2 separate regions of the Homo sapiens genome follow, and region 2 is linked to region 1. The links are chromatin loops, found by intact Hi-C in ENCODE. Cell type or tissue: PC-3. All regions are shown on one strand. Each heading gives the region's core, and the rest is flanking DNA. Links, peaks and the distances in the headings are about the cores only. Region 1 overlaps LOC105375457 (a long non-coding RNA gene). Region 2 overlaps DOCK4 (dedicator of cytokinesis 4).

What was found. Hi-C counts contacts between places; a loop is a spot of excess contacts. Peaks named below come from ENCODE experiments on the same cell type or tissue, not always from the same donor. Only the 100,000 strongest peaks of a DNase experiment are listed, where the experiment ranks them.
Region 2: it touches region 1 in a loop (3-fold over the local background); 11 of 110 quality-filtered maps call a loop at or near these places.

Annotation. Positions count from the first base shown.
Region 1 is chr7:112,403,165-112,419,530 of GRCh38, forward strand. LOC105375457 (a long non-coding RNA gene) reads right to left here. Exons shown (of 3, transcript XR_001745325.2): 3 at 13,797-16,366. Among named protein-coding and RNA genes, the nearest start is that of IFRD1, 39 kb to the right of the region's middle. RefSeq lists enhancers at 11,966-12,467, 12,468-12,967. In PC-3, for the core only: CTCF peaks have their summits at 8,206, 11,919 (motif pointing left) and 12,119; a DNase peak (open chromatin) is centred at 11,927.
Region 2 is chr7:112,077,410-112,093,775 of GRCh38, forward strand. The region is part of intron 1 of DOCK4 (dedicator of cytokinesis 4); the gene reads right to left. Among named protein-coding and RNA genes, the nearest start is that of DOCK4, 120 kb to the right of the region's middle. RefSeq lists enhancers at 3,106-3,155, 7,080-7,179. In PC-3, for the core only: no CTCF peak of the experiment used is centred there; no DNase peak of the experiment used is centred there; H3K27ac peaks cover 2,004 bases.

The DNA.
Region 1 (16,366 bases), core at 4,420-12,419:
AGTTACACACATGCTAGAATCCCTAATATTGCTCACAGTCACTGATGCTGTGTGTATTTCTTAGTCTTTTTTCTCTCTGTGCTTCATGCATAGTTTTTCTTCTGGTTATAGATAATATTTTCCTGCTTCTTTGCATGCTAATAATTTATGATTGGGGCCGGGCGCGGTGGCTCACACCTGTAATCCCAGCACTTTGGGAGGCTGAGGCGGGTGGATCACAAGGTCAGGAAATCAAGACCATCCTGGCTAACACGGTGAAACCCCGTCTCTACTAAAAAATACAAAAAATTAGCTGGGCGTGGTGGTGGGTGCCGGTAGACCCAGCTACTTGGGAGGCTGAGGCAGGAGAATGGCATGAACTCGGGAGGCGGAGCTTGCAGTGAGCTGAGATCGTGCTACTGCACTCCAGCCTGGGCGACACAGCGAGACTCCATCTCAAAAAAAAAAAAAAAAAAAAAAAATTGATGATTGGATATTGAACATTTTTGAAGATCTGATTTTGCTGTATTCCTTTAAATAGTGTTACATTTTCTTCTGGCACATGGTAACTTAGAATCAATTGGATTCTTTCAAATCTTTCTTATAATCTTTGTTAGGGCAGGTCCAGAGCTGTATTCAGTCTAGGATAATTTAGCCCTCCAACTAAGGTGGAATACTTTTGAAGACTCTATCCAGTGCCCATGTCGTGCAGAACCTTTCCACTCAGGCTTGTGCAACACAAACCATTCTCAGCCCTGTGTGAGCTCTTGGAATTGTTAGGCCTTCTCATTTCCAGTGGTTCCTTTGCTGGCCTTGGGTAGTTTCCTTTCACACACATAGAGTAGTACTCAGCCAAATACTTGAGCATACTCCTCTGTAGCTTGCTTGTTCTCTTTCAGAAGCTCCCTCTTTTTTGGTAATTTGTCTTAAAAATTCTTCTTGCCTTGGACAATACCTGCTTTGCAACACAGCAAGACTTTTGGGGTCTGTTTGAGTTTCCCCTTTTTGTACTGCAGCCTAGAAACTGCCTCCAGTGAGTAAACTGGTGCAACTGTAGGGCTCCCTTTTTAGGGTTTTTTTTTTTTCTCTCAGAGAGCAAGGCCCTGCTGCCTGTTCTCCAATATGTAAAATTGTTTCATTTATTTTGTCCATTTTTTCCTAATTGTTTAAGGTGAGTGGGTAAATATGGTTTCTGTTACTCCATCTTGGCTGGTAGTGGACTTTTTATGATGAAATCAAAATAAATATAGAATTGTACTTTTAAGAACCTTTGTTGTGAGAATTTGAGTAGCAGAAATACTTAGAAAAGAGAAGATAAAATCAATTAACATGTTGAATGCTTCCTCTCAGATAACCTGAATGCAATAGATTATTGCACAATAAAATATTTTTCAGTAGTGCCAAGTGTCCATGTTCTTGCTTCTCCTCATGTTCCCATCTGTGGTTCCAGAGCACAGTATTCACAAAAATTGTATATGGTGGCCAAGGAATATTTTGTAGTATCAATTCATATTACTTAAAAAAACTTGTATATATGTAGGCCTGTTGTAACATGAGCAAAGTGCAATATGAATTCTTCACATTGTCAACTAAATGGAAACAGAATGCTAGAACATTGTACCAGTTTGGGTTTTCCAGAATGCACATGGCAAGACAGAGTCAGAACTGCAAGAGATTTCTTTGGGAAATGCTCATGAAAGATAAAGGGAGGAGGGAAGAGGAGTGGGCATGAGAAGCCTTCAGACCACAAGTGTCTGACACTTGTGAATGGAGAGAGGGAAGGAGGGGAATTGGGGTAGAGGACCCTCAGACTGCAACACATCTCTGAAAAAGTGTTGGCCAGCCCAGCAGGGAGCTCAGGCACAAAGACTGCCAGTAGAAGAGTCCTGTATTGAGCAGAAATGGCTCAGTTCTCTTACCTCTGCCTTGCAGCCTCCAATAGCTCCCTGGGAAGAGTTCAAGCCTCAGCTTGAACACACAGGTAAATCCTAAGGTCTCTGTAGCTCAAGACTGTAGATAGCTGCACACTTCATGGCCATTTTTCTCTTTGAAGGGGGCTCTGAGGGGCCCACCTTCATGGCTTGTAAAAATTGTGAGTAATTTTACTTTTATAAATATATTTAATGAGGTTTCATAATATTTTCAAAAAACTAAATTAAAACATCAAGTTGATTTACATAAGTTTGATTTAAAATTTGGGTAATCATGCTACAACATAGATGAACCTTGAGAACATTATGCTAAATGAAATAAGCCAGTCACAAAAAGACAAATACTGCGTGATTCCACTGATATGAGGCATCTAAAGCAGGCAGACTGTTAGAAATAGGAAGTAGAATGGTGGTTGCCAGGGGCTGGAAGGAGGGGGAAAAGGGTAGTTTTTGTTCAATGGATATAGAGTTTTGGTTTTGCAAGATGAAGAAGTTCCAGGGAGCTGTTGGACAAGATGCATACAGTTAACACTACTGTATAGTACACTTCAAAATGGTTAAGATGGTAAATTTCACATTATGTTTTTACCACAATAAACATTTTTTGTAATCATTCATTATAATTAGTATTTTCCTTTGAATTTTAATAAAATATTTTGAAACAAGAATAAAGAATAATTTTTACTCTGGCCCTAAGCCCCACAAATATTAAGGCCTGTGGAGCTTCTGTTTCTCACAGACCTGGACCACCCGCCCAAATTATAGCAACCTGACCCCAACAGCCTGCTTTTTATGTCCATCTTCTCTCAGAAATCTGATTTTAATAGGCTTGATTCAAAATTACAACTTGTAGGTCAAGCATGGTGGCTCATGCCTGTAATCCCAGCACTTTGGGAGGCTGAGGCAGGTGGATCACTTGAGCTAAGGAGTTCAAGACCAGGCTGGGAAACAGGGAGAAGCTGTCTCTACAAAAAATTACAAAAATTAGTTGGGCATGGTGGTGCACACTTATAGTCCCAGCTACTCCAGAGGCTGAGGAGGGAGGATTGCTTGAGCCCAGGGGGTCGAGGCTGTAGTGAGCCGTGTTCATGCCACTGCACTCCAGGTTGGGTGACAGAGCAAGACCCTGTCTCAAAAAAAAAAAAAAAAGGCAAGCCTATAATTTTTATCCAGATTGATTGAAACAGTGTTAGGACCCTGGCCCCTGCCCCATGCTGGGTGAAATGAGCAGAGAAAGGTGTCGGGGGAAGGAATGAAGTCTCAGGTGGGCAGGGGGAGGAGAATGGGATAGTACTTGGTGTGAATGTTGCCAATAATGAAGCCAGCAATGAAGGAAGAGTGGGTGTAATAAGGCAGGAAAGTACATCGTACTTAGAGGAAACTGAACGGTAAACTGTAATCAGTCCATAACTGACACATTTAAATTTTTCAATGGTCAAAAAGAGGAAAATCACACAACTGACCTGCTCTTAAGACACAGTTTTAGCTATTACTTGAAGAAGATGTCCAACAGGATAGTGCACATTCAGAAATATTAACTGCAAAACTTGAACTCACCCTCAAGATTTTCATTAACTTAGACCCACCTGGCTCTGTGACACTGTTTTCAGAAGGTTAAATGCTTGGCAGTGGGGTAGGCATTTGGGGAAATTTTAGAATTGCACATATCTGAGCAAACTGATTGTGTCCAGAAAGTACTCTTACTGGGAATACAGTGCTAATGAATACAAAATAACAGTCCCTGCTGGGTAGCCTCCAGATGGCAAAACTTACAAGCTGTTTGGCTTTGGAATAGTCATGTAACCTCTCCGTGCCTTTGGTTCCTCATCCATAGCAAGGAGGGATACATAGTTCCTACCTCGTTAAACTACTGTGATGATTCAATGCAATTATGCATGTAAATAAAACACTAGAACAGGTCCTGGCACATACCAATAATTCAATAAATATTATTAATAATTATTGTTTCCTTATGTGGATTTTCTCTTCTTCAGGGCTTGATTATATTTCTAAGCTTAGCAGGCTGCCTTGCGAAATGCACTTACTATGGGAGTCTTGAGTGGATGAGTCTAAACATATCACCACTACTGGTGAAAAGTAAATCAGCTCAAAAATCCTCTAATAATGGTGGTGGATCACCCCTGCACCAAAAGACAGAATACTAGTTAGGGTGGATATTCCATTTTAAATCACTGCTGTATATCTACCAAGCAGGTTTTGAAATGATTCTTCTAAAGGGCATAAAAGGAGTTTATTTTTCATGCCTATTCTTGAAATGTTACAGATGCTATGAAAAATAAGAACAAGAAGTGGGAGGCAAAGTTCTTAGATGAATGTGAGATTTAAGATGTTACTTGACAAAAACATTGCCCAAGAGTTTTTGGTCTTATTTTCCTACATTTCATAATTGTGCCCCACAGGTCTCAATTGTGACATCCTGAAGATGGCTGAATGGCTAATGAGAAAAAGCTAATGGTTCTGTCTGGGACTCCAGTGGCCTTGCTTTGGTACTGTTGACCATTCTCCCTGCAAAGGCGAAGAAGCCCTGGGACCAGAAACCCCCATATTTTTGTAGAATTCCAAGGGTGATGTCAACTGAAATATGGGAATTCAGGACCTTAAAAAAAAAATCTTGAAATGATTAAGTTGAACTCTATTTGATCTGTTTAGATTTACCAAGATTCACTCCTCTGGCTCTGACCAACCTTACTATGTATTGGAAGCCACAATCCCTCCCTTTCACTCCCATATGCCAATTCTGAACATTTTTCTTCCTTGAAAGGCAGACCTAGGAGAACAAGGCCCTAGGACATGCAATTCTATTTCTTGCCTGCTTCTTATCTCACCTTTGAGTTCTAATTTAATGTCTGAGGAATCATGTACTTGTTGACCTGGACATTTCAAAGGAGCTCCCAGGCTGGAATCACAGCCTGTTAAGCCTTAGGGTAACATCTCCTAAAAGACAGCTAGCAGTCATTTCCATACAAAGGCTCCAAAGACAAAACACACACCTGCTTGCCAAAATTCACACTGTACCTGGGCGTGCCACCTGAAGGCACACAACGACTGCTTTCTTGAGACAGGGGCACAGCTCACAAAATGGACCTCAACATCCCAGGTTCCTTCCACTGGCTCGTTTCTCAGGGCTTTGAATCTCCTTCTGTTTACAAGTTTTATATTACTCTTAGGCTACATGCCTCTGAAAGTGAGGCCCCTGGAGTGAAATATGGTGTGGTGAGACAGGGCCAGGTAGGTAAGGGATAACCTGTGAAGCAGATGATTCCTACTTAAGCTCCTAGAGAGAACCTAGACTATACTTAATAAATACTTTTGGCTACTCTTAGGATGGTTAAGATGTCCAAGCTGTCAGTTTAAGCTTTCCTGCTTTGAAGTTGCAGGAAGAACTTGATGTCACACTGCTCTTATCTTTTGACTTTAATTAAAAGCTTCTCCATTTCACCCCAAATCCTGCCTAAGAATCCAAACATTCCCAGGTAGCAGATCAACTTTGTGATGGCCAATAGGCTTTTTTCAATGATTGCCTGTGGATGTTCAAACTAACATTATGGAATGAGCTGCCCTCAAACAGACTGTGTTGGATTTTCTTTTCTTGCCCTGTGGACATCTTGGGCACATGCCCTCTGTTTCTGGTCTCTTTCAGTTATTAGAACAGTCTTGTTTTCAGGTATTAAAAAGTCTAGTTCAGCTGAAAACTTCCCCACCCCTACCCTTTGTGGGTCTGACCTGCAGTTGCCCAGAGCAGCAATGGGGAGGGACATAGGGGTCTATCTTTTCCCTTCCTCACTCCCTGCCTCTGTCTCCTCTAGGATTTGAATGTGGAAGAGGATGGCAGGACAAGAAGCTCCTGCCTTTTAATTTAGCTCTTGCTGTTTATAGTTGTCTCTCAGAAATCAAATGCCCTTTGTGGGCTGGGCATGCTGGCTCACACCTGTAATCTCAGCACTTTGGGAGGCCACAGTGGGAGGATCACTTGGGGCCGGGAATTTGAGACCAGCCTGGGCAACATAGAAAGACCTCATTGCTACAAAAAAAAAAAAAAAAAAAAAAAAAAAAATTAGCCAAGCGTGGTAGTGTATGCCTGTAGTCCTAGCTACTCTGGAGGCTGAGGTGGGAGATCACTTGAGCCCAGGAGTTTGAGGTTACAGTGAGCCATGATTGTGCCACTGCACTCCAGTCTGGGTGACTGAGCAAGACCCTGTCTCTAAAAACAAACAAACAAAAAAGAAATGCACTTGTTATAGGGAATGTCCAAATGCCAGGCTTTCTTTTCTCTCCTGGGGCACTTCTGAGGACAGCCCTCCCCCTGCCACCACCCACCAAAGATCTTCTTATTACACTATTTTCTGACCCAGGTACTGTCCTTGTGTCTGATTTCTTATGACTTCCCCTCTGGTCCTATTCCAAAGTCCTCACCTGGGGTCTCCTCGTCCCTGCCGGCATCCTCTTGAGCAGGGTCCTCTGAAGATGGTTCTGGTCTGATGGCCCTCTGTGATGTCAATTTGGTCCATGGAAAGCAAACACCCTTGTCCACCATTGGGAGGAATGCTGCTGGCTCAGCCATAGTTCTCTGTTCTTGCTCTGGCAGCTCCATACAGTCCCTCGGTTCACACCCTTTTGGGCGAGAATCAGGTAACAATCTCTGTGTTCTTCAAACTCTGGGGGACATGTGTCAAGTTTCTTACTTTGGTCTCATGGCAGTCCCTTCACCAGCCTCCTTTTCCCCCTAAAACATTTCATTGTAGCCTGACACCTCCTTCAGTAAAGTCTTCCTTGATCCATTTCCTTCATAGTATTTCTTCACTGAACTATACTCTTAATATTTTTATACTTTTCTGTATGTATGCTAGACTTCAATAAAAATGCTTGTTTAAGCATTTTCAAAATAATCTTGTATTGAGAGTTACCCTTATCTTAGCTTTAAATTGCTTTGCTACAATCTTTGACAAGTTTAGGAACACATATATGTGAAGGGAGCTCCTTTACCTACATGAGGACCTAACTTGGGGTTCTTTTAAAGCAGTGGTAAGCACATAGTTAAATGACTTGGGGGGCTTATTTGCAGTCACCATTAACTAAAATAATGAGGCAACTTCTGTGTACCCTGGAGAGTCTAACAGAAAACAGAGGTTTTCAAGGGCTCCAGGCTGCATGTGAAAAAATCCCAGCAGCTAAGAGCTTGTAATTTGACATGAGAGTAATGCATATTTGGTTTAGTTTCGTAACTTCAGACTTTTTGAACCAGTTTTTTAAAACAGACATATATGAACTCTCTGAAATCAAGATGATAAGTCATCTGAACTGAAGAGTAAGCTAAATGACTGAAGAGCACTTTGTCATCTCAAATGGAAATATTTGGGGACCCTTTTTCTTAAATACTAAAGACAATGAAAAATGCCTTAGTTTTTTTGAATTTTACTTCTCACTAATCGCTGCCTCAGAGATTGTGTCTGTGATAGAAATAAAAACTTGTCTTTGGGAAGATGAGTGTGTATTTCTAGGTATCCTGCTGGTGCCTTAGCAATTGTTCTGTAAACCCAGCAGCGTTGCCCCCCAACCCCCCCAACTATTCTGGGTACCAATGGTAACACCTATGCCTTGGTTGAAAACTCCCACCATCACCTGGAGAAACTCTTTTATCTCACTGGATGGCCTTGAAAGTCAAGCCACATCCTTGTTGTCTTCTCTGGGTATTTTCTTTTTAAAGTAGGAAGGACAGTTCGGGAAGGTGACCTTCTGATGCAGCTCTTCACAGTTTAACATGAGGCGTAACAGCTGTGTCCTGTGAAATAAGCAACTTCTCCAAACAAGCAACAGTCCTTATTCATCATTCAGATTTTCAGAGGGAGATAAAAATCACTACTTGAAGTTAGCAATGGGTTAACCAAATTTGCAGACCACTCATTTTAACTTATTGTATAACTGTGCGATCTAGAAGGTGGAAAGACACAGTGTAATGGCTTATAGAGGAGATTATAAGAATTAGCTCATAGGTTAAAGATTTTCTGATGAGTTACAAAATGGATTTCACTCACAGGGGCAAATCTCTCTCATAATCCTTGAGGCATTGTACAAAAAAATAAAAAAGCACAGTTACTTTATGCACAATAGTTTTGACATTTTATCAGCATGCAATTAAAATCCCTTTGTCTAAAGTTCTGGTTCTAAATTCTTGAACAGATAGAAGCCCAGAAAGGACTGTGTTATGCATTTTAGAAAGAAGAAATTAATTTGACAACTCATAGAGTTTCGTCCTGGGAGGGAGCGAGTAGTGCGGTGCTGCACTCTATGGGCTGCTGCAGAAACATACAGGATGCATTTTGTCTATCTGCCAAGAAAGTCTTCCCGAGGAAATATCTTCAATCAATTCTCTGGAATAATCTGGCAGCCTGCTCAACACAGATTCTTCTTTCAACAGAAAGAAAAGAGAAATACAATAAATTAAGCAATAGAGGGGAAAAGTAGAACTTAAATATGTTAAAACTCCTCTGGTGGGTGCTGTAGACTGAAAGTTTATGTCTCCTGCAAAATTCATATCGTGAAGCCCTAACCCCTAAATGTGATGGTATTAGTGGGTGGGGCCCTTGGGAAGTAATGAGGGTGAAGCCTCATGAATGGGATTAGTGCCCTTATAAGAGGAAGAAGAGACCACGGACTTCTCTCTCTCTTCACTATGAGGATGCCGCAAGAAGGCAGCCATCTGTAAGCCCAAAAGAGGGCCCTCACCAGAACCCAAGCAGCTGGCACCTTGACCTTGGACTTCCCAGCTTCCAGAACTGTGAGAAATAAATGTTTGTTGTTTAAGTCACCCAGTCTATGGTATATTGTTATAGTAGCCCCAATTGACTAAGACAAAGGTGTTTAAGTGAAGTGAAGAAGAAGTGAAGTGAGGAAAAGGAAAACAACAGGAAAAGCAAGTTGCTGTTGCTCACACATTCAAAAACCAACTTGGATTTGTTCAAGTAGAAAAATCCAGGCAATCATAGACAAATGCCCCAACTTGGAGTTTGGGTGTATATTGCAATGGCATGGATATAAAAAGGAAAGCACAATGGTGTGTTTCCCCCATTGGCTTATCTGGTTTCCGATAATGAAAAAGAGTTTCACAAGCCAGTGTTTGCTCTTCATTAGAACACAGAATGAGACAAACAACGGTTCTGTGTGACTAGATTGTCTGCACTTGAAAGTTTGAATGCCAGAGGTTCTTTTGGGATGTGGCATTAACATGCACTTTAATCTTCTAGGACTTCATCAAATCAGGGAAACGTGCAAAATAGGAGAGAAAACACTTAAACATTAAAAAGGCATCAATTCATTTAATTTATTTAGATATATACTGACAATATGGTCTTTAGATATTATCATTGGTATATACATTTGAATTGGCTTTTTCCCCTCCATTTGGGAGCAGTTTTGCTGATATAGTTTTACTTTTTTTCTCAGATTTCACATGATCAAGAGTATGCCACTGCTGGTTAGATGGGACTGTGATGGATGTCTGATTTTAACAAAATTTGTTCTAAACTAGACTCGTGTCCTTGACCTTCGCCTTATTACCTCCATTCTCTACTAAAGTCATTATAAATTACTCTTAAATGCTAATTTTCTCTCAGTTCCAAAGATTCCTAGAGTATAGAAAAGTACTGAAGAAAGGGTCTTAGAAATGGGCTTGCTTGATTTCCTAATTTTAGTATTGAAAATCATGTGTCCTGGATTATAATCTATGGCTCCCCACAACTCAACTATTTCACATTGAGTCTTATTCTCTGGATCTTGTTCACTGAAAATCATTAGGCTCTTCTGTAATCACAGCAGTGAGTTGGTAATGAATCAATTAGCAGCCTATGGATTCTTATCTCATAAAAGATCAGAAAAAGCACTGGAGAAATCTATGAAACCTGGTGTGCAAAGAATGCCAGCTACCTCAGGTTAGTTGACTTCAATTCAATGAGACAAAAATAGCATTGATCATCTACTCCACCAATAGCTGTTTCTTATTTCCAATCTCTCAGTGCCACAGTTGGGCTTAAATCTGGCCATTATTGTAATCTAGCAGAGAAACACTGTCCTTAGGCTTTTGTGAAATCATTTGGAAGAAATGATTAATTGGCCACTGAATAAGCATCCTTCCCCCATTTCACTTTTGGAAGCAGGATTCTTTGTTCTGCAGCAATGGGCCCAATAGTAGCAATAATAAATATACTTTTGCAGCCTTAGGGTATGAACCCAGGACCGATTTAAGACAGGAAAAGAAGTCTTGTTCCCTTGCCATGGAGAAGGCCTGTGACCTAGTTCTGGCTCATGAAATATAAGAGCAAGTGTGCCGGAGGAAAGACTTTCCTCCTGATAAAGCAAGAGCTGCATGAGAAGAAAGTTACATTTGCCCACTCTCATCCCTTCCTGCTTTATGGAGCTGTTTTGTGAGGCTGCAGGCATCTTGTAACCATGAGGTGTTAATTCTGTGGATGAGACCCCTGAGAGCTGACCATACCTGGAAGAGCCTAGCTCTGAACTTCTTGTTTCTTAAGGTTTAAGCCTCTGCACTTGAATGTTCTGTTAGTTAGAGCTGAATGCGTTCCAGCTGCTACAGATGGTCGAAAGTCTGAGTAGGAGGTAATGCTTCTCCATGCTGCTGCCTGGAGGAGTATTAGAATTTGGCCATCCTACCTTCTATTAATTGCTGCCTTCTTGATTGCCACTTCGATTGCACAGTGCCCTAAGAGCCCTAAGGAGTATAGTTCAGTAAAGCCTGGGGGTGTGTAAAAGCAGCCTGTATTCACAATTGAAGTTGGGCTTTAAATGTGTGGTTTGAAGGGTATCACCATTCTCATCTAGCGTATAAAATAAATAAAATAAATTTATTATCCGCTTTCAGTCTGAAATTCTATTTGTGAAGCTTATTCCTAGAGTGTTCAAGATTTCTTTCTTAAATTATGTGTTTTCTTGAATGGAGACCAGCATCCTACACTCTTATCAGCTCCCATGTTAGCTGAGATGGAGAACTAACTGCAAACTGGGGATAAAATAAATAGAATTTTAGGACCTATGAGTTTGTAGAAATCTTTGAGATCATCCAACCTCACACCTTTATTTTGTAGATTTAAAAGAAAAGCCAAAAACTGTGGACCAGAAAGTTTCAATAGTTTACTGGATAATGTCCATAATCCAGGTTTCCAGGCTTCCAGTCCAGGGGATTTTTTTAATCTTGTTGTCAACCCAGATTAAGTGTGTGAACAGCACATTTAGAATGCCCGATGGAAGCCTGCTGCCATTTCTCTACCTGGGTCTGGAGTCTGTGGGCTTGAAAGTTTATTTGAATAGTTGGCATGCTTTTAGCAATGGAGGTGGGGGTGTGGGGCACGGCATAAAAGGAGGAGCTGATGGACATCGGAGGGAGCAGACACATGGCCACTGGCCTCTGGGTTTTGCTGACGTCTAACCCTGCATTTGCCCTATATCTATGGGAAAGGGCAGGTGCTTCTTTCACTCTTTCTTACTTGATAGACTACATATATGTTTGTTTTGAATAATTCATCTATTTAACAAATGTCATAACATGCTACCTTTATGATAGACTCTCATTCTTTTAAAAAGCCTATTTCTGAGGTTTAGAAAATAAATCACTGCTATGTGTGTTTATAAATGTTTCAGTTTATCTGGGATCTTCAAATAAAAATGTTTCTTAAAATACTAGGTTAAATATTCCAAAGAGGTTCCCATATTTTGTCAAGCACTTATGGATCTATAAAGGCATGCACTGTTTAAATAAATTCTGACTTTTTATAAAAAGGCATGAATTTATTGCAGTGCCAACAGTAGTCAATCTCTTCTTTAGATATGTAGTTTTAAAATATATTGTTTCAAAAGAGCCAGATTCGTAACTGTTTTTGTGATTTGTTTTTGCTTAGACACCTACACAATCCTTCTATTCCAAACAATCTTCAGGTCATAAATCTTGGAATGGTTTCTGTGTTCTCTTGCCCTCTGCTGGCTAAATTGAGATCTTTCTTAGAACATGCCAATCAGACACACCCCGTGGGTCACAGATATACATCCTCCATCCTGCTCGTTTTTGGGTCCATTTGGCAAATGCCTCCTCAACAACTTTTATGCCAGAGATAAAAATCTAGCTTTAGATCCCCTGCTTCTCATCAAGATATCCATGACCTGGTGACTCTAGTTTATAACATCTGTCTGTTCTCAAGCATCTTTTGTATTTACCCCTTGCATCCTATGATTAGCAACTTATTATATCTTATAGCATTCCTGAATTGTCTCTGCTACATAATTAAGTAAATTATCATGCCAGTGAGTAAACATAAGATGTAACAATCTGTCTTGCTTATTAGTTGCTTGTTGTTTGTCTTGTTTCCCCAGTGTGACTGTCATCTCTCTAGGCTTTCATTCAACCCCATCAACTGGATCCCAAAGAGCCCTCGGCCATGGAAACTAGGCCCCTACACCTCTCCCAGACCTTCATGGGCTGCTGAAGGGCCCCTGGTGCCTGCTGTAACCGTGGCATTCACAGGCATCCCCTAGTCCCTCTGCAGTAGAGGGACATGGGGCAAAGTAGAGCACACATGCTTGGGGAAGTTCAGCCCTTCCCCAGTGGGCCATGCAGAAAAGGGTGAAGCAACACACGATCTGAGACCTGTGTTCTCCCCTCTCCTGCGGGGGGTGAACCCCAGCTGACATTCTTGAGGTTCTCCCACTGCTCTCTCCTCTCCCTCATGTAATACTCACAAGACTGGTGTTGTTCTGGGGTAGGCTGTGGAGCAACTCCTGCTCTTGAATGCCTCCTCCTCCATTTACATCTAAATTGAAATCTTTTTCAATTACTTTGTCTCCCAGTTATTCTGAAGATACATGTTATTTATTTATTTATTTATTTATTTATTGGCTCTCTTTGTTGAACTGTACTTTTTTTGTGCAGAGAGAAGGTGTATGGAGAGATTTGAATTTGGGTGGCTGGCGTTATTATCATATGGGAAATGGCAGAAGTTCTCTTCTGATGTTTTGCATTGTTTTGTTTTGTCAGTGAGGTAGAAAACAAGACAACCAGCTGAATGAGGATGGGAGAAGGGTGAGGGGAGAAGATGTGAATGATTATGTGAAGGAGCTGGAGATGGAAGGACAAGGTAGTGTGACACCCTAGCAGCATGAAGGCACCGCTTGCAGTTAGCAGTAGTAAATTTAAAGTAAGACCAGTCAGCATGATCGTGGAATTTTCTCCAGCAACGTTCAGCTGCATCCTGTTGTGGTTTTGCCAAATGAGTACAAAGAAATGTGCTAAGCAGATATGATAAAAACCTTAAAGCACTCCTGTGAAACACAAAAGTAGAAAGATGTGTCGTATTCTTGGATTAGACAATGAAGCATCATGAGGATGCCAGTTCTCCCAGGTTAATATATACACTTATTGTCATTACATTAAAAGTAACCATTTTTTTTTCTGGAGTCAGAGAAGTTGATTCTAAACTACATAAGATAAATTAACAAGCTGAATATTCAGGAAAACTCCTAAAAAGAGGCACTATAAACAAAAGGAATGAACTGGGTATTTAAATCAGAAAGAAATTTTAAACACGAAAATGACCCTAAAATATGTGAAAAGCTACTCAATCTAGCTTATATTAAGAAAAAAGTGAATGAAAAGCATTTAAAAATCTTACTGCTCATCTATTTGATTGGCAAGTTCAAAAAGGTTGCTAATATACTTTGTTGGTGGGGCTGTGGAAAAGTAGGTACTGTCATCATTATGGTTTAGGCCCTATGGGGAATAATTTGGAATTAACTAATAAAACTACATTTGCATTTACCTGTTGATTGAGCAATTCTACTTTTAAGAATCTCTACAAATTCAGAATATGTGAAGAAAGTTATTTATTGAGAGACATTATGTATAGTAGCATGTGATTATAAACAATCCAAATATCCATCTCCATGTTAATAGATTGGAAGAATCAATATTATTAAAATGTCCATACTACCCAAAGCGATCTACAGATTCAATGTAATCCCTATCAAAATAACACTGACATTATTCACAGAAATCAAAATTAAAAAACTAAAATGTATACAGAACCACAAAAGACACAGAATAGCCCAAGCTACCCTGAACAATAAGAACAAAACTGGAGGCATCACATTACATGACTTGAAATTACACTGCAGAACTATAGTAACAAAAACAGCATGGTACCGGCATAAAAACAGACACATAGACCAATGGAGCGGAATACAGAACCAAGAAATAAATACATACTCAACAGTGAACTCATTTTCGACAAAGGTGCCAAGAATATACACTGGGGAAAGGACAGTCTCTTTAATAAATGGTGCTGGGAAAACTGGATGTCCATATGCAAAAGGATGAAACTGGACCCCTATCTCTGGGTATATATAAAAATAAAATAAAAATGGATTAAAGGCTTAAATCTAAGACCTCAAACTATGAAACTACTAAAGAAAACACTGGGATTCAATACTATTCCCATCAAGCTACCCTTGACTTTCTTCACAGAACTAGAAAAAACTACTTTAAATTTCATATGGAACCAAAAAAGAGCCTGTATAGCCAAGACAATCCTAAGCAAAAAGAACAAAGGTGGAGACATCATGCTACCTGACTTCAAACTATACTACAAGGCTACAGTAAGCAAAACAGCATGGTACTGGTACCAAAAGAGACATATAGACCAATGGAACAGAACAGAGGCCTCAGAAATAACACCACAGATCTACAACCATCAGATCTGCGACAAACCTGCCAAAAACAAGAATGGGGAAAGGATTCCCTATTTAATAAATGGTGCTGGGAAAACTGGCTAGCCATATGCAGAAAACTGAAACTGGACCCCTTCCTTACACCTTATACAAAAATTAACTCAAGATGGATTAAGGACTTAAATGTAAAACCCAAAACCATAAAAACTCTAGAAGAAAACCTAGACAATACCATTCAGGACATACGCATGGGCAAAGACTTCATGATGAAAATACCAAAAGCAATTGCAACAAAAGCCAAAATTGACAAATGGGATCTAATTAAACTAAAGAGCTTCTGCAAGCAAAAAAAAACTATCATCAGAGTGAACAGATAACCTATAGAATGGGAGAAAATTTTTGCAATCTACCCACTTGACAAAGGTCTAACATCCAGAATCTACAAGAAACTTAAAGAAATTTACAAGAAAAAAACAACCACATCAAAAAGTGGGGAAAGGGTATGAATAGACACTTCTCAAAAGACATTTATGCAGCCAACAAACATATGGAAAAAAGCTCATCATCACTGATCATTAGAGAAATACAAATCAAAACCACAATGAGATACCATCTCACGCTAGTCAGAATGGCAATTATTAAAAAGTCAAGAAACAATAGATGCTGGTGATGCTGTGGAGAAATAGGAATGCTTTTATGCTATTGGTGTTAATGTAGATTGGTATAACCACTGTGGAAGACAGTGTGGCGATTCCTCAGGGATCTAGAACCAGAAATACCATTTGACCCAGCAATCCCATTACTGGGGTATATACCCAAAAGAATATAAATCATTCTACTATAAAGACACATGCTCATGTATGTTTATTGCAACACTATTTACAATAGCAAAGACATGGAACCAACCCAAATGTCCATCAATGATATACTGGGTAAAGAAAATGTGGTACGTACATACCATAGAATACTATGCAGCCATAAAAAACAATGAGATCATGTCCTTTGCAGGGACATGGATGAAGTTGGAAGCCATTATCCTCAGCAAACTAACACAGGAACAGAAAACCAAACACCGCATGTTCTCACTTATAAGTGGAAATTGAACAATGAGAACACATGGACACAGAGAGGGAAACAACACATACCAGGGCCTGTTGCGGGGTGGAGGGCAAGGGGAAGGAGAGTATTAGGACAAATACCTATTGCATGTGGGGCTTAAAACCTAGATGACGGGTTGATAGGTACAGCAAACCACCATGGCACATGTATACCTATGTAACAAACCTGCATGTTCTGCACATGTATTCTGAAACTTAAAGTAAAATTAAAAAAAAATGTGGTGCACACACAATGAAGTACTATTCAGCCATAAAAAATGAGATCTTATCATTTGCAACAACATGGATGGAACTGGAGGATATTATGTTAAATGGAATAAGCCAGGCATGGAAGGATAAATTTCACATGTTCTCACTCATTTGTGGGAGCTAAAAATTAAAACAATTGAACTGATGAAGATAAAGAAAAGAATAATGGTTATTGGTGGCTAGGAAGGGTAGTGGGGGTGGGGAGGAAAATGAGGATGGTTAATGGTTACTAAAATATAGTTAGAATGAATAAAATCTAGTATTTGATAGCACAACAGGGTGACTACAGTCAACAAAAATTTATTGTACATTTAAAAATAACTAAAAGAGTATAATTGGAATATT
Region 2 (16,366 bases), core at 5,635-13,634, 320 kb before region 1:
TACTTTTTATACTACAAAAATATTTTAAATATTTATAGAAACTAACGTCTTTTAAAGATATATTATTTATAAAACAAAATTACGCATCATTTCTACAGTGTGCTTAAGAGTGATGGAATACGTATTTAGAAAAAGTCACTAATACATCATTCATACGCATTCCAAAGTGAGTTGTGGTATCATGCATTATAAAATCATGTTTTAAACCATAGTGTGTAATAGATTACCTTCACAGAGCACCTATGATTTATTAATATGTGCGTGTGTGTGTTTTTTAACATGCCAGTTATTTAAATACAGTATCATGGCAATATTCTAGGCTGAATGTTGATGCTAGAAAGCACTGGATAATACAGCACTTGTAATTTTCTGAATAATGCTCTCAAATTTTTATAAAATGTTATTCATTCTAATAAAAATTATAATCAGTAAACTTATCAGTTAATAGGTTTGCTAAAAATATAATAAATTTAATGTATAAAAGGTAGCTAAGACACATCAAAGCGGTCCCAGAAAGAGAATAATAAGTGTTGATCACTTTGTGTTTTGTATTTATTAGAAATACAAGCCTAAGTGAGTAAAATTCTATTATATTTATTAAATGTATTGGCATAGATATTAATTACACTAATTATTGATAATGATGAAAATACAGAAAATTGTTCTCTACTAAATGGTATACTGATACATGAATCAATTCAATATACATAAATTCATCAAATTTCTCATAAAATTTTAGAACTATCAGGTGCATGAATAAGATTTTATCTCTCATGTTTTTTTAAATGTTAGAAGATGCTTAATTAGTTTACATCTAAATCTGAGCTTTCCTTGAAAACAAACACAAAGAAGCCTCTTTTGTCTCACTACACTCTACCCCATTTCTCTCAATACATTCTGCTCCCAGCTACGTCCAAGACAACTAGAGCTGTCATTTTTTATATGAAATACAAATGGTTTACAATTCCCCCAGGTAAATACTTTTTCCTATTATTAACTCTCTTGATTACCAAGAACAAGGTATTATAAGTCTTATTATTTTGGAAACAAACTTTACCAAAGCTACAGCTACAGGCATGGCACATAGAGAGACGATTTAGGAAAAAAAATATTTAACTAGGCAGGATCACTGTGGAATATCAAAGGAAGGTGATTTAAGAGTTTGTCGAGTTTAAGGGAGAGAAATGTTGTAACACAGCTCCAACCTTCTTCCCCAAAGCTGAAATGGTCAAACAATATAGACATGCTGATGTCAATCCCTTGGACATCTACTCAAGCCAACTGGGAAGAAAGCAGAGGCATAGGAACGTCTGGAGATGAGAAACAGGAGGGAGCTCACTCACTTATACACGTATCTCCTGCAGAGTCTGGGTCTCTGCTCCAAACATAGACCAGTACTGCCTTTTTGATATATTATAAAGAAATATAAAATACGGCCGGGTGCGGTGGCTCACACCTGTAATCCTAGCAATTTGGGAGGTCGAGGCAGGTGGATCACATGAGGCCAGGAGTTCGAGACCAGTCTGGGTAACATGGCAAAACTCCGTCTCTACTAAAAATACAAAAAATTAGCCGGGTATGGTGGCATGCGCCTGTAATCCCAGCTACTCGGGAAACTGAGGCAAGAGAATCGTTTTAACCTAGGGGGCAAAGATTGCAGTGAGCTGAGATTGTGCCACTGCACTTCAGCCTGGGCAACAGAGCGAGACTCTGTCTCACACAAACAAACAAAAATAAATATGTAAGAATGATAGCAGGCAGGAAGAATAAGGTAAAATGAGACAATTTCTAAAAGTTATACAAATACAAGTGAATTCCTGCACATCTGTTTAAAAAAGCAAACTGTGCATGTGGAAATTGAGGGAGACTTTGCTTACCTGCATTTAGTACAGATAAGAACCTGGAAGTTTCACCTGACTAAAAGGTCAACCTGAGCCAACTGTATTATGTAAAAGTACATTCCCCATTCAAAAACTAGAACGAAACAAAACTCAGCTAATCCATGGGTCACTATTGGCAATATAACTTTAGTACCAAGGCCATTAAAAATCCTGCTGTACTCTACTTGTAAATTATATGATCTATGAAGTATACTTTTAAATTTTGGCCATAACATATTTCAGGGCACTGACAAGCCACAACAAGCTGAGAGTTGAATGAGGACAGGAAAGGGTCTAGAGACCCTGTACTAAAAGAAATGGTAGAAGGAATTGGGAACTTTAAAACTATGAAAGCTCTGGTACTTTAAGAGTTGACAAAGAGATGTGGTTATGGTTAAGCTAATCAACTACTCTGTGCTTTAGTTTCTTATTTTGTAGAATGGAAATCAGAAAAGCACCTCCCTCACATGCTGTTATAAAGAGTAAACAAATTAAATCCAATAAAATAATGCACATAACTGGTTACAGCAAGCACTGGTTATCATTAATAACATCATCTTCATTATTTTCTACAGCCCCCAGAGGGCAGACTTAGGAACAATGGGTAGAAGTTAAAGAAAAACAGATTTTGGCTGAATAATGGGTATAAATCTTACTTTCCTATTTCAGATTCCATCTCTTCATTTTTAATGTAATATAGCTGAAGTTATTTCTGATAGGTCAGCTTTTAAATTCCTATGGTTCCTTAGTTATCTAAATTAATTTCTATTAGAGGAACTAAAGTTAGAAAAATTTAAAAAAATACATTATTTTCATTCAAAAAAGAATCAGTATTCTAATTTACCTATCAGGTAAATATGGATTATTAGATTTTCTTAAAAGGAGGGTTGCCAGACAAAATATAGGATGCCAAGCTAAATATAAATTTTAGATTAAATAATGAATGAGTTTTTAGTATATATATGTCATAAACATTTCATGGGACCTACTTATACTAAAAATCTATTTGTTGTTTACCTGAAATTAAATTTTAACTGGGTATCCTATAATTTATTCGCTAACTTTAGCAACCCTATGTAAAAGGATAAATGTTAACAAAACTCAAGTAATTTAAAAAAGTTTTTACATAAACAAAATTTTGAGCTTCCTTTTTCATGTAGGATGATTTCTTGCATTGATAGAGAAATGTTACATATCTGCCAGTTTTTGTTTAAACAACATTTCAGAAATTCTTCTTTCCTGACACGTCATTTAGTCATGTCTCAGATTTCCTGTGCCAGCTTAAGTTGCTCAAGAAGAGGTTATGGTTGGCTACGCACTTGTGACAATGTGCAGAAACATCACTTCCCATTTGGCTAAAGGCAGACAGACCTTATGGTAGACTTTTGTTTTCACCTCTGTTAGATGTGGATGACACAGCTCCTTCGTTCAACGCATATTTACACAATGGGTATATCCAAATACGTAAGACAACCACTGTCAAAGAAAACATCTTATGTCATTTTCCTCAGGCTCTACAAATACAGCCACTGTCACCTGAATGCTGTGAACTAGCAACTGGATGCAGACAGCAAGATATTTTGATGTTTCAATAATATTTACACTTATGTCACTAAACACTTGTGTAGATTTGTGGGGTATGAGGAATGAAAATAGACTTAAATAATTGTTCCATCTGCTCAACAATATAAAAGAAATTGTTAAAAGACATGAACAACTGTCGAGGTACATTTCTAGAGGGTCCGCCAAGTAGCCCACAGGCCACGGATAGGAGGCTGACATCTGAGAAGACAAGAAGGATGAGCCAGCAACAAAAATACTGAGACAGGAAGGCGGGTAGTGGTGCAAAAAGCCCATGAAAAAAGAATCGAAACAGGAAGAAGGAACCCGCAGTCAGACAGGAATGCGAATCCTGTGGGCAATTCAAGGAAGTAGTGAGGTTTGGAGGAGACACACAGAATGCAGGCAAGCATGACTCCGTTTCCACATGACAGCTACTTCTCAGGGCTCTAAGACACTATTTCACATGGAAACAAGACAATCCATGTGAAGATATCCCTAACACCACCAACTTTTTAGGAGAAGCTGGTTATTACAGTCACAAATCAGGGTGGCTTTCATCCCAGACTCAGGGTGAGGACAGAGTCCTTGAGGGAAGCCTGACACGAAAAGTGCAGATGAACACTCATTATGTCCCACAGAGCAGGTCAAGGAGACAAAACAAGAACATGAAGAACCACTCTCAAGTGGGATTCTTCTAGAAAGATCCCAGGAGGAAAGTCACTATGTCTTAAAGGTCTTGCAACTTATTTTTATCCCTTTCTTATTTTACGTACTTTGTCAGTTATCTCAAATGTTTTGTAGACAGAAAAATAAACAAATCTTGGTAGTTCCAGTGCCCGTCAATACTCCACACACAGCTGATGTTTAATAAATGCTGATTAAATTAAATAATTTATTTGTAGCTGTTCTCTTGAAGGGGTCAAAAAGAAAGATGGTAAATTGGATCTGGGGCTCAAGAATAAAAAGAGGGAAAACTATCTAAGGTATCACAGTATAAAATGTGAAGACCAAAAGAGGAAGATCACAGAGTAATGCGCAAGATCTCCTAGTGCTCATGAGTCCAGAGACAGACTTGGGTTGGGGCCCTGCTCTGCCTCTTACCAGCTCTGTGACAAATTGGGCAAGTCACTGAAGGTTCTCCCAGCCTCAGAATACTCATGTGACAAATGGATGTCATCAGAGTACCTACGCTGGAGAGGCGTGGGGAATTACATGACATTATACATGTAGAGTTCTTAGCTCCGCACCTGTCATGGAATAGACACATAGTAAATGGTAGGAAGGGTAGATGCAGAGGGAACAGTAGTAATGAAATATTGAACCTGAAAAACTTTTTAAAAATTTGTGTCATGACTGGAGAGGAAATCTATGTTAATGCAATCATGCTTAGTGAAATCTCAAATACACAGTTAACCCTGAGAGTCTCATACATTATTGTAATGTCAGTAGAGGAAACAACAGCCATCACCATGCCCCCATTTGTGGGTCTGAACAATTAGCAGCAAGCCAGGTAGGAAGTTGGTAATTTCACAGGAAAGCCAGAGAAAAAAAGGAAGAATGGCTAGAAATAGCGGGGGTGGTTGCTGTGGTACAAAATCTACCTTCCCTACTCCTTTACTGGGGGATAATAGGATTGGCAACCCATAGGCACGCTGGGATTTCCCAGCAAATCAAATAAATTTCGTAATTGTTGTTCGCTACAAAATTATTTTTCTCTTCCTGTAAGAAACCGGAAAAGCCTACAGAGAATGTATTGTTAATATTAAACCCTCGACTAAAGGAGATGTAGAGGTATTTATGGATAGTAGTCAACTCACTCTCTCTCCTCAGATTACATTACACTTAACGATTTAAGGCTTATAGTTTACTATATAGAAAAAGAGAAAGGAGAGAGAAATACTAATCACCACAGTACTTGCTGAGACATTTTATATCAGAAACAACTGAGATTGGTAGTGCTATTCATGTATCTGAAAAATATATAATTTTTTAAACTTGGTAAAATCCTACCCATATGACTTAGCTAGAAATAAATTTTAAATTAAAGTATCATTTATTCTAGAATGTATTTAAATAAAAACCACTTTATTACTTTTAATGTATTATGGAGATGGTCAATTTAAAGTCCACTGGGTCTACTTTTTGAATAGATTAAGCACACTTGAAATTAGCACTAATTATAATTAGCATTAATTGTAGCCCCAAATAAATATTCTAATTTTAATAATGTACTTCTTTTCAGAGGGTTCACAACATAAATTTTATAAATAATCCCTTTATCCATAAATTGCACTAAGGTAAAGTAAATTTCAATGTAGTTTAGGCAGATTAATTATGAATTAGGAATCAGTAGAATTTTTTATTAATATGATCTTAACATAGTTGAAAATAATTTTATTTGATATGTGAATACCATCACAATTGCCTCAGGCTCTCACATCTATCATCTCCATTGGTTTTACATAAAAGTACCTAGAGATTAGGTAATTTTCCCCTAGTTGTTCTGTGAGTTGGTTATAGATATAAGATTAGAATATAAAATATAGAATTAATAGTATAACGTATGACCCAGTTACTATAACATAATGAATTAACCTCTGTTTCCTAGAAGTTTTTATCTTTACATGTTGAGCTTAACCCCTCATACCCAGAAGTCAAATTTCTGGCAACATCTCTAATTCTTTTTGGAACAAAATGATTAAGGTAAATAAAATAAAATAAAATAAAAGGCCACCAAACATCCAAAATAGCTATGAAAACAAAGCTTCACTCCCCAGAAGGCCTTAAAATCTTCATGTAGAATTTATCTTTACCTGAACACAATTTTTAAAAGACATGGTTTTCCGTGGCACAGAATGAACAAGATGAAAAGTCAGAACTGATGGCAGGGATATTAAAGATATGAATAATAACTACATATAGTATGGAACCTTGTTAGAGGATCATACCAAAGGCTTAGTTTAGTACGGTAAATTAGATTGGTATTTGGCAAATAATCACTTTTCCCTAACCACCTCATGGAATAAGTATACTTCCCTGCTCTGCTGTTAGGCTTAGTGATTGACTTACTTTGACCAACGGAATGGAATCAGATGTGATTCCAGTTGACAGCTGAAGTGCGCTTGCACAGTTGGGCTAACACTCTTGTACTCCTACCACGACCATAGGAATAGCTTCGCTGGTTTGCTTCCTTCAGACTGGGCCCTCAAAATAAACATTTCTGGAACAGACCTAAGCTTAATCCACAGTGAGGACCTAAACCCAGACAGGCCTGCAGCATGAAGTAGAGTCATGCCGTCAGGCCTGGCCCAGAACATGCCCAGCCAATCTCTATCACAGAGAGTGAGAATGAATGAAAATTAGTTTAAGCCACTGAGTTGTGGAATTGATTTTTATGGAGCAACAGCTGACTGATGCAATCATAAAGAAAAAGTGAAAAGATGTTTAAATTGCTTCCGCTTAAAACCATTACATTTCAGTACAATTTATATCAGCAGCTACTAAAATATTTGAATGTTTAGTGTTTGAATTTCAGCTGACTAGAAAATTTCATTTATACAGAGAGCATCCCAAAGCCACTACTTAGCAGCATGATACATGGATCTTAGAAGTTGTGTGTCCAGCAAAAGGGAATGAGCATTTTCTTTAAATAAAGTCTGCTTAGCTTTGCTGAACAGTTCTACCAGACCCTCAGTTAATATACTTTCATCTGAGGTTTCATGCTGCTGACTAGCAATAAGAAACAGTCACATGATGCTTGGGCTGAGAAAATGTTTCAGTTCCCACAAATAGAGCAATGCAGGAAATTTCAAGACATGCATAATGAAAACGAAAGAAAATCCTTGTTTTCTTAGAAAATCTCCCTTCATGTTTGTACAGAGTGAAGTAACAGATATCCAGATTTAATGCCAAATCACAGTGACATGACTTGTTACCATTGTTATGCTACCATTACAAGGCACTTCCCGTGTGACCGGCTTTCTGCTGGGTGTTTTCACCATTATCACTTCAAGTTAACCACACAACTATTCCAAAAGGAAGGTATTATTACCATGTATGTGTACTTTAGAAAATGAAAAAACTAAAACATACAGAACATAAGTTACTTGGCCAAGTTGTATGGCTTGGAAGTGGTCAAGCAGGAATTTGGAGCGAGGGCTGTCTGACTTCAGAACAGTGCTCTTACTATATCCCATTCTATGAGAAAATTGTTCTAGTATATTCACTTCAACATCAGAAACTGCCACACAGATCATATCACAAAGCCATCTTCTAATCTTTTCTCCTCAAAATGAAGAGATTTAACATGGTAACATTTGGCAAAGAACTTCATAGCTTCCCCTCAGTCCCACAATATTTGCTTGAATCAAAGGGTCAGGATGCTCAAGAGAGCAATTTCAAATTATCTTTCATAAACCAGTAAACAAGATTAGAGATTTTAAATCCATAGCCCATCAAAAACTGATTTGGCTGTGTCAAAAAGAAACAGAGGTCAAAGTGACCTAAGATAGGGCAATTTAAGAGGAAAAAAATGCACTAGATTGAAAGACATCTAATATATAAAAACTCATGAGTTCATAATGATACTAATGAGAAAATTTCAATGATTCATTACTGCCGGTTGCCAGGGTACAAATTTATGATTCCAAAAAGTTATAAATAAGGAGAAAGTATCAAGCATTTATCTTACCTTTCCTGTAAAAAGTGTATTTCAAGGTAATCAAGTAGCAGATGGGTAGAAGTTCTTTATGGAAGAATTCACCCAATAAATGTACAAGAAATGACAGAATCACAATGAGAAAACTAAGATTTTCCTAATTCCTAAGATAAATAATGGATCTTGACAGTGATCATCAATGGATGCTAAATCCATCAGGGAAAGCTTGATAGAGAACTTTCAAATGGGATCGGGCTGACAGCATTTGAACTTGCTGATCTAGGTATCTTCAGCAGTGTCCCTGGAAGAGGCACAGGCAGACAACAAGTCTCTCTTGCAGAAAAAAAGACACAGCCCCAGCTATGAGACATTTTTGCCAAAAAAAGCAAATAAACAGACCAGAGTCTAATCAAGTCTCTGGAGCTAACAAGTACATCCTTGAAACATTGTAATATGGGCTGGCTGTATAGGATATTAATTCTTGAAATGATTACTCCTTATGTTACATGTCATGACAATTTGGTTAAAAAAATCCTCGGAAATGTATACTGGAGTATTTTGAGGTAATATAACACCATATTTAGGATTTGCTTAAATGTACTACAGGAAAAAGAAAGATCAGACATGGATAAGATTGGCAAAATGTGGATAATTTTTGAAGTTCAAAAAATACATGAATATATAGTACGTTATCTTTGTACACCTTTGTGTACAAATTTCCACAATAAATAAGGCAGAAAGGGAAATCCAGAAAAACTAGCTCACCACAGTTCATGCCCATTTAAATATAGGGACCATAAGTCGTGCACCAGTTAACGTCTGTGTCTGTCTGTTCTCTCTTTCTTCTCTTTATTCTTTAGAATTATAGTTTCTATATTAAATAGCTAAGTTTGGGAAAGGTTTTGTTTTCTTAACAGGAGAGTCAATGAAACAGAAAACGTTTTAAAATCAGAACCGAGAGCACCAAAATTCATTAACTCAATAAATACTTATTAAGTACCTACCTTCTCCTTACTGTCAAAACTCAAAGCTGTGGCAATACAGCAGTGTATGAGACACAGGTTCCTCCTGTTAAAACAGTGGTTGCCAAAAATCTAGCAAATGTTGGTTTCCCATTAGGATCAGAAGTAAGGATGTGGTAACAGAGGCAATTTCCAAAATCAACTCGGGCATGTAAAATGTCAATAAAACCCAACTCTGAAGTCACATCTAACCGATTCTGACAGAGTTTTACGCTGAGCCAAGGCCATCCTGCCCAAGCACACTAAATGTTGACTCTGAAGCACATGTAGGGGAATTAAACAGTAACCAAGGATTGGAAGGGAATTTTGTCACAGTTTACACAGTCAGTAGCACCAGGATAGAAAAGCAAAGGCACCTAGGAGAATTGGAAAATTCTGTCACTACCAGCACCCCCACCACCCCTGAAAAAACAAATCAGAAAAAGACAGGATTTTAATGAATAACCTTGCATGCTGAACCCTGGGTAAGAAGGAAGAAAAGACAGAAAAACTGAGATAACCCTCAGGAGTCTCAGAGTTCTATATTTTGTGGTGCAGACAGGGCAGCTCACCAGGCTAGGGCTGTGGTGAGCTATTTCCTTTTTTAACATTCCAAGATGCCAATATAGATGATGTCCTTCTCCAGGTACCCATTTCTCTTTTCAACACCTGTAGTTCTTGATTAATTAATTCAATCAGGACAGACTTATGTATTAACTGTACACTTTCTTGACAACCCCTTCTGACACTCAGGTGCCTAATGTAGGCCATCTCTTCTTCAGCTGCTAGGTAATACATACCCCTGTTTTTATGGAATCAATATAACATAAGGATTCCCTGGCCAAACTTGAAAATTATCTTTAGATTTAGATTTGTTCTGTTTTGAAAGACACGTATGGAAATGCTTATTTGCACACAAATAGACATCCTCATAAAACTGCCCAAATTCACTGAAGACGCCTATATAAACATGATAGTCTTCAGATTCAATAATGACAAAGCAAAATATCCTGCAGCTCTGGAATGTACCCTTAAAGTATAAAGTGTCAAAAACAAATAATAAAATGTCTAGGAAAAAAATGAGAGATTTAAGCTTTGAATTTTTTCCTTGAAGAAAAGAAAAAAAGATATCGTTATCTAAAATACTATGTACCCTGAGACAAAACTGTCAGACAGCTTCATTTTGGGTTATCTCCTAAATAGAGTCTCACTTTTCCCTAAGCCTTTCTCTCCAGTCCCACTCAGAAATGGGTATCTAACTCCTGAGACCTAGACCATCATATTAACATTGTATTGGGACCATTTGTCAATTATGGGACAAAGGAGACACATCGTGAATGAAATACAGCCCTGTTTAGACATCTCTAACAGATCCATGGAGTGGCATGCAGGTGGGAGATTTGTAATTACTACTCCAACACAAGGTGTTAAAAAATATGATAGAAATAGTCAAAAATACAGTGGTGTCCCTAGCAAGAGGTACATACCCAACAGTGGTGAAGGGGAGTAGATTTTTAAATAAATAGGCTGGAAAGGCAGTAGACAAGCAGGAAACCAGTGGGATCGTGGGACAAGGTCCCGTATGAGACCTCGCATGCAGACAGGGAGCACAACTAGGTGAGTTTTCAGGCAAAAGCATAGAAGCATAAAATCACATCTTCAGGCAGGTCACACTGTTGGCTGGAGGATCAGTTTTAGAGTGAAGTTTTAATACATGGTCATTCTTCTTCAAGTTTAAACACTCAGTCCATGGCTAGATAAACCACCAGATAATAAACAGAATTACAAAGCCTTTTTAAATGTGTTCTTTTGGCAACTGAAATATCCCCTTTTAATTCTTTGAAAGGTTAGATGTTTATAGATAAAAAAATGTATCTCCTATATAATTAATGGATTTTCTTATCCTCTTTTGGAAAACATGTAAGACAATACTTATTTGCACACATATATACATACACATAGAAACACCCAAACTCCTAAGTGAAAATTTCTGTACATATCCAAGTCTTCATATTCAGTAGTGATAAAATCATGATTAAAGCAGCCAGTATGACCTCTTGTTTTTTTTCTATTAGTACTATGGGAAAGAGCACAGAGCTTAAACATGTGCTAAGTCACTTATTAGCTTTGAGTCCCCTTGGCAAGTTTCCACTCATTTAGTTTCCTATCGGGCAGGATTGTGTTAACTGGGGCAGGAGAGCCTTATGGTGAACATCAAACATTCTAGAGTTGCACTGCTGAGAATGTATCCTAGCTCTGCCACTTAGTTGCTCTGTGCCCTTAGGAAGGTTCCTTAACCCCTTTGTCCCTCAGTTTCCTCATCTATAAAATGGGGATAACACTAGTATCTACCACCTCATAGTGTGACTGAAAGGATTAATTAAGTAATGCATTTAAAGAGCTTACAGTAACAGCTGGCAGGCAGTAAGTGCTCAATACGTTGTCAATGCTTGTTTTTATATGTTGTCAACGTAAAAGACACACTGGATTTCGAAGACTTGGGTCCAAAAAAGAATATAAAATACCTAATTAATAATTGTTATGAAATGACAATATTTTAGATATACTGTGTTAAATATAATGTCAAAATTAATTTTGCCTATTTTTCCCTTTTTTTACTTGTTAAAGTTCTTTTTACTGTGGCTGTTATAAAATTTAAAATTATATGTGTGACTTGCATTTCATTTTTATTGGCCAGGGATGCTCCAGAAGGTTGATGCCTGAAACTAGAGATCCATTACCTTTCCTCCTTTCTAGGGCTTCAAATTAGGTTTTAATTTAAGAACACCTTTGCTATATATAATCAATACAAAAAACTTTACCCACTTATTGTACTTTGCCCTGTTGACACTGACCTCCCATTCTCCACCAGAAGAAATAATCAAACCCATCACCAACAAATCACCCATCCATTATTCAATTTTTATAAATATCTTAGTTACAGTTTTTCACTTAATGACCTTTCAAGGATATACAACTTAAAACCAATGACTTTAACTTATATCCAGAAGTCCTTCCAAAGGACATATGAATCAAATACTAAATTACGGTTTGGTGTTTGATATGGTTTGGATTTGTGTCCCTGCCCATATCTCATGTTGAACTGTAATCTCCTAGTGGGAGATGACTGGATCATGGGGATGGATTTCCTCCTTATTGTTCTGATGATAGTGAGTGAGTTCTCATGAGATCTGGTTGTTTAAAGGCATGTAGCACCTCCCCCTTCTCGCTCTTCCTCCTGCTCCAGCAATGTAAGTCGTGCCTGCTTCCCCTTCCGCCATGATGAAAGTTTCCTGAGGACTCCCCAGCCACACTTCCTGTACAGCCTGCAGAATCATGGGCCAATTAAACTTCTTTTTTTAAATAAATTACCCAGTTTCAGGTGTTTCTTTATAGCAGTGTGAGAATTGACTAATACAGTGTTAAATGCATTCATTGAACTAATCCAAATCTTGAAAGCTGGCATCAGTTTTTGCTAACTGAGATTTCCAAATCAAGGTTTATGGTGTCAACTGAAGAATCACAAAATATTCTTAAGACCCTCTTTCTGGAGATTCTAAGTTAGTCTTTCAAGGATAAGCCCCTGGAACTTCTATTTTAGCTTTTAGTCTCAAGGTAAAGATAGCATGAATCAATCACACAAATAAATGCATAATTATCATGGGTGATATGTGCTATAAAGGAAAATTATATGGTATCATTAGAGGTTCTAAAAAGATAAATAAATTATAAAATAAGATATCAAAATCTGAACTCTGTCAGCTAAATTGATTCTAATTATATTTTGAGATTGGGGGGAAGAAATTATGCATTTAGACATTCTGTACAATATAGAGTTATGGATTAAGATCCTGTAATAATTTTGAGATATAAACATATTTTCACAAGTAAAAACTATATGAAAGCTAAACAGAAAAAGTCAATTCACCTCTAACATTGCAAAAATATCTGTTTAGACAAACCATTCTTATCTATTTCTGAAATAATCTAGTCATCTGCATATGTAAGTAACCATATTTTATAACCTGGAAAAACAGGAGACTCTATGATCTTTTTAAAGTTGAAAACTACATTGCAGTAAGGGCAAATTGGTTAGGTTTTGAAAAGGTTAAATATACAAGCTCATTTTTGAAAGATTAGACAGATTATTTTTCATGGAAAGAAGCAAACAACATATTTTGATTCTATAAACTATATTCTGGGTAAGCTATAAACATAGTGCCTGGAGCAAAGAATCACAATAAACATGCACTGAATGGATGGGCAAACTGTGACCATTGAGACAGAATTTCAGAACTGGAGATCTTTTAATTTAACTCTTCATTTTATGGGTAAATCAATTGCAGTTCAGGGTAATAACGTTATTTGGCTCAAAGAGCTAGAAGTGGCAGGGGGAGCACCAGATTTTCTGTCTCCAGATTCCTAGGCAGGGACCCCCTGACTCTACCGGGCTCACATTCACCAAACACCTTAACCCTCAGGCACACCCACAAAGGTCTGTTTACGAATCATCAGTGGTGGCACAAACATTAGACTGAAGAGGTACTGTTCAAATAGAGCCCTCCAAGGTAAAGGAAGGTCTCTCATCTTTGTTATAAAATAAGGGAAAGACCCACCAGGGATTGTGTACTAGGGCCCCACTCACATTGCTTCACAGACTTAGTATTGACTCCAGTGTTCCTACCAACTAATTCGCAGACATAATTAAGATACAACTATCAGCAAATATCCCAGCTTCTCCCCTTAAGAAGAAAGAGAGGTAAAATGAGAATTAAAGGGTATACATGAGATTTGAACATTAGGCCCAGCAAAGATTAGCTTGGATTGGGGGTAGGTCAGGCAGAGAGGAGGAGAGATGTCTGGGCATTCCTAGGCCGTCTTCACTCTGGGAGACTGCCAGCGTTGCCCTACCTGCACACCTAAGGTCTCTCTGAATTCTAGAAAGATGTACAATACACCTTTACTCTTGAACTGAAAACAGGCTTTTAGAATATTCAAGGCTATCTGCTAGAATAGGTACTCCTGGTGCTGGGACATTTCCAATAGAGACCATATCACATTGATGAATGGTTATAATTTCCCACAGACTCAGCACTATACCTGGATGCAGAAACGGACGCAGAGCCCAATCCGAAAAGAATTCAAGATACCAGCCCTGAAAAGAGCAGAGGCAACTCACAAGGGTATTTCTCAGATTTTTCCTCACCTAGAGAGGAAGGCTGTACCCACTGATGCCCCTAGTTAATACTGTGTCCTCCTGAGATTTGAAATGAACGAGAATCCACAACTTACACCCATAATCCTTCCTGCACTTTCTGAAGGCATCAAGAACTGAAAAGTGTCAAACCCATACAGCCTATTTCATAAGCCTGGTGTTTGTTTCTGAGTATCAGAAGCCAACCAAATCAGCCTTCTCTTTATCCCCATTTGACCATGTCAGTTGCACTGCTCCCTGTACCAGGTGTGATGCTCTCACTATCTAACCAGATAACCACACATGTGCAGGTGAGCACTTCGTAAGCAACCACAGAGGCTTTTGTGTGTCAGCGTTAACAAACCCAGGACCACTTTCTCAATATTGAGCCCTGTTCTCAATATCCCACACCCCCACCCAGGCTGGCTGTGTAATAACTTTGTTTGGCAAATGAAGATACAAGGGACTATCATGAACCATTCCTTGTCTGACTATCACACTGTTAATATTCACATCTTCCCTCTTGTTTATCCACCACGCAGTATGTTTGCCACACTGGTCTTTCATCTGCCACTAAATAAATAAACACTTATCAAGTTCCTACCACGCATTAAGCACATTTTAGGGGTTTTCACATTTTATTTTTTAATCCCCTCAACAATCCTGTGAAATATTTTTACCAATACTTCCTAATAGATGAAGATGTTAGAACTCAATTATGTGTCTGCAAAACAGCTCCCTACAGAGCTGACGTGTGCACACTTTTGATCTCAAGTATTAGAAAACTCTTGCTAACGACCTAACGGCGCGACAGGCTCTCTACCTGAACGGAAAGAATCTGGGTTCCTGCTTGACCTCACATGAGAACTCTGGGCCTGAAGCATCAAGTCTCTTCAAAGCAACATCTAAAAGAACTCAAGTGAAAAACAGTTTCTCCAAAGGCTATTACAGTGCGAAACAGCCAAAGATGACCCTGCCACAAAGAGATTGTGATTTGCATTAAACTTCTCTTCCTTTTCTTTTTTAACATGCCCGACAGGCAGCAATAGATCAGAAGGCCATAATCACTATTCCAGTTTTGAAACTGCACTGTCCTTCTTCCCTAAGAAGATGAAATGAAAAGCACAGACAGCAGGCTCTGGGCACCAGTAAATTACACCCTCCCACACCTCAGGATGTCAGAAAGGTTTTGTTCTCTCAGTGGGCGTTTGGGAGAAGTGGGAACAGAATACTGAAATCTTTACCTGCCTAGTAACTGAAAGTGTCATGGGAAATCAAACTTCAGTTTATCAATAGATTTATCCTTTTTGTCTCTCTCATATGGGCATCATTATGGAAGATTTGGGGGCATGTGGAGATAATTATATCAGAATGCAGAAAAGAAAGGACTCCAAACATTGTTAAGGTATGCTGCTGCATCCTTAAATAGGCAGATAGTCACGCTGTTGCTTGGAAGAATACAAGTAGGCACAATGTTACCCCAGAATTGCTTCATGATCACCTGATCACAAATAAACATGAAGTGGCTCTTAGCACATGTGCTCCTTCTCAATGCCCACATTCCCACCTCCCATTCCCCATAAATCTCTGTTCCTGTTAACACTGTTAAGTAATTCTTTCTGGGCAATTAACGGTTTTAAATTATTATTTAAGCTAGTCTACAAATCATCATTAATATACTCTTCACGAAAATAATCCACTACCTAATATTGTGACGACATTTAAAGTCATCATACATTTAAAGGGGGGGGGAAACAATTATATTAATATATCACCACACTGGAGTCCAGTCATGAACACCCCACTGGTGGCTTCATGTGGACCAACAATTCTAAGAAGCAAGGCTGCTTTCCCTGTTTTAAAACACTCCCAAAGTAAAGCTCATAGTCGGCAAAAGTATTGTTCCTTTTAAATGAGAAATGCTGCATAAGCAAAGCGACCTTTCTGTAAAGAAACTCTTATTACTGTGATATATCACCTCGAAAACTACTGCAAAAAAATCCAGCAATTTTGATTCTAGTTTTTAAGGAAGAGAACGTCTTACACCCATCTAATATAAAGTTAGCTTTAT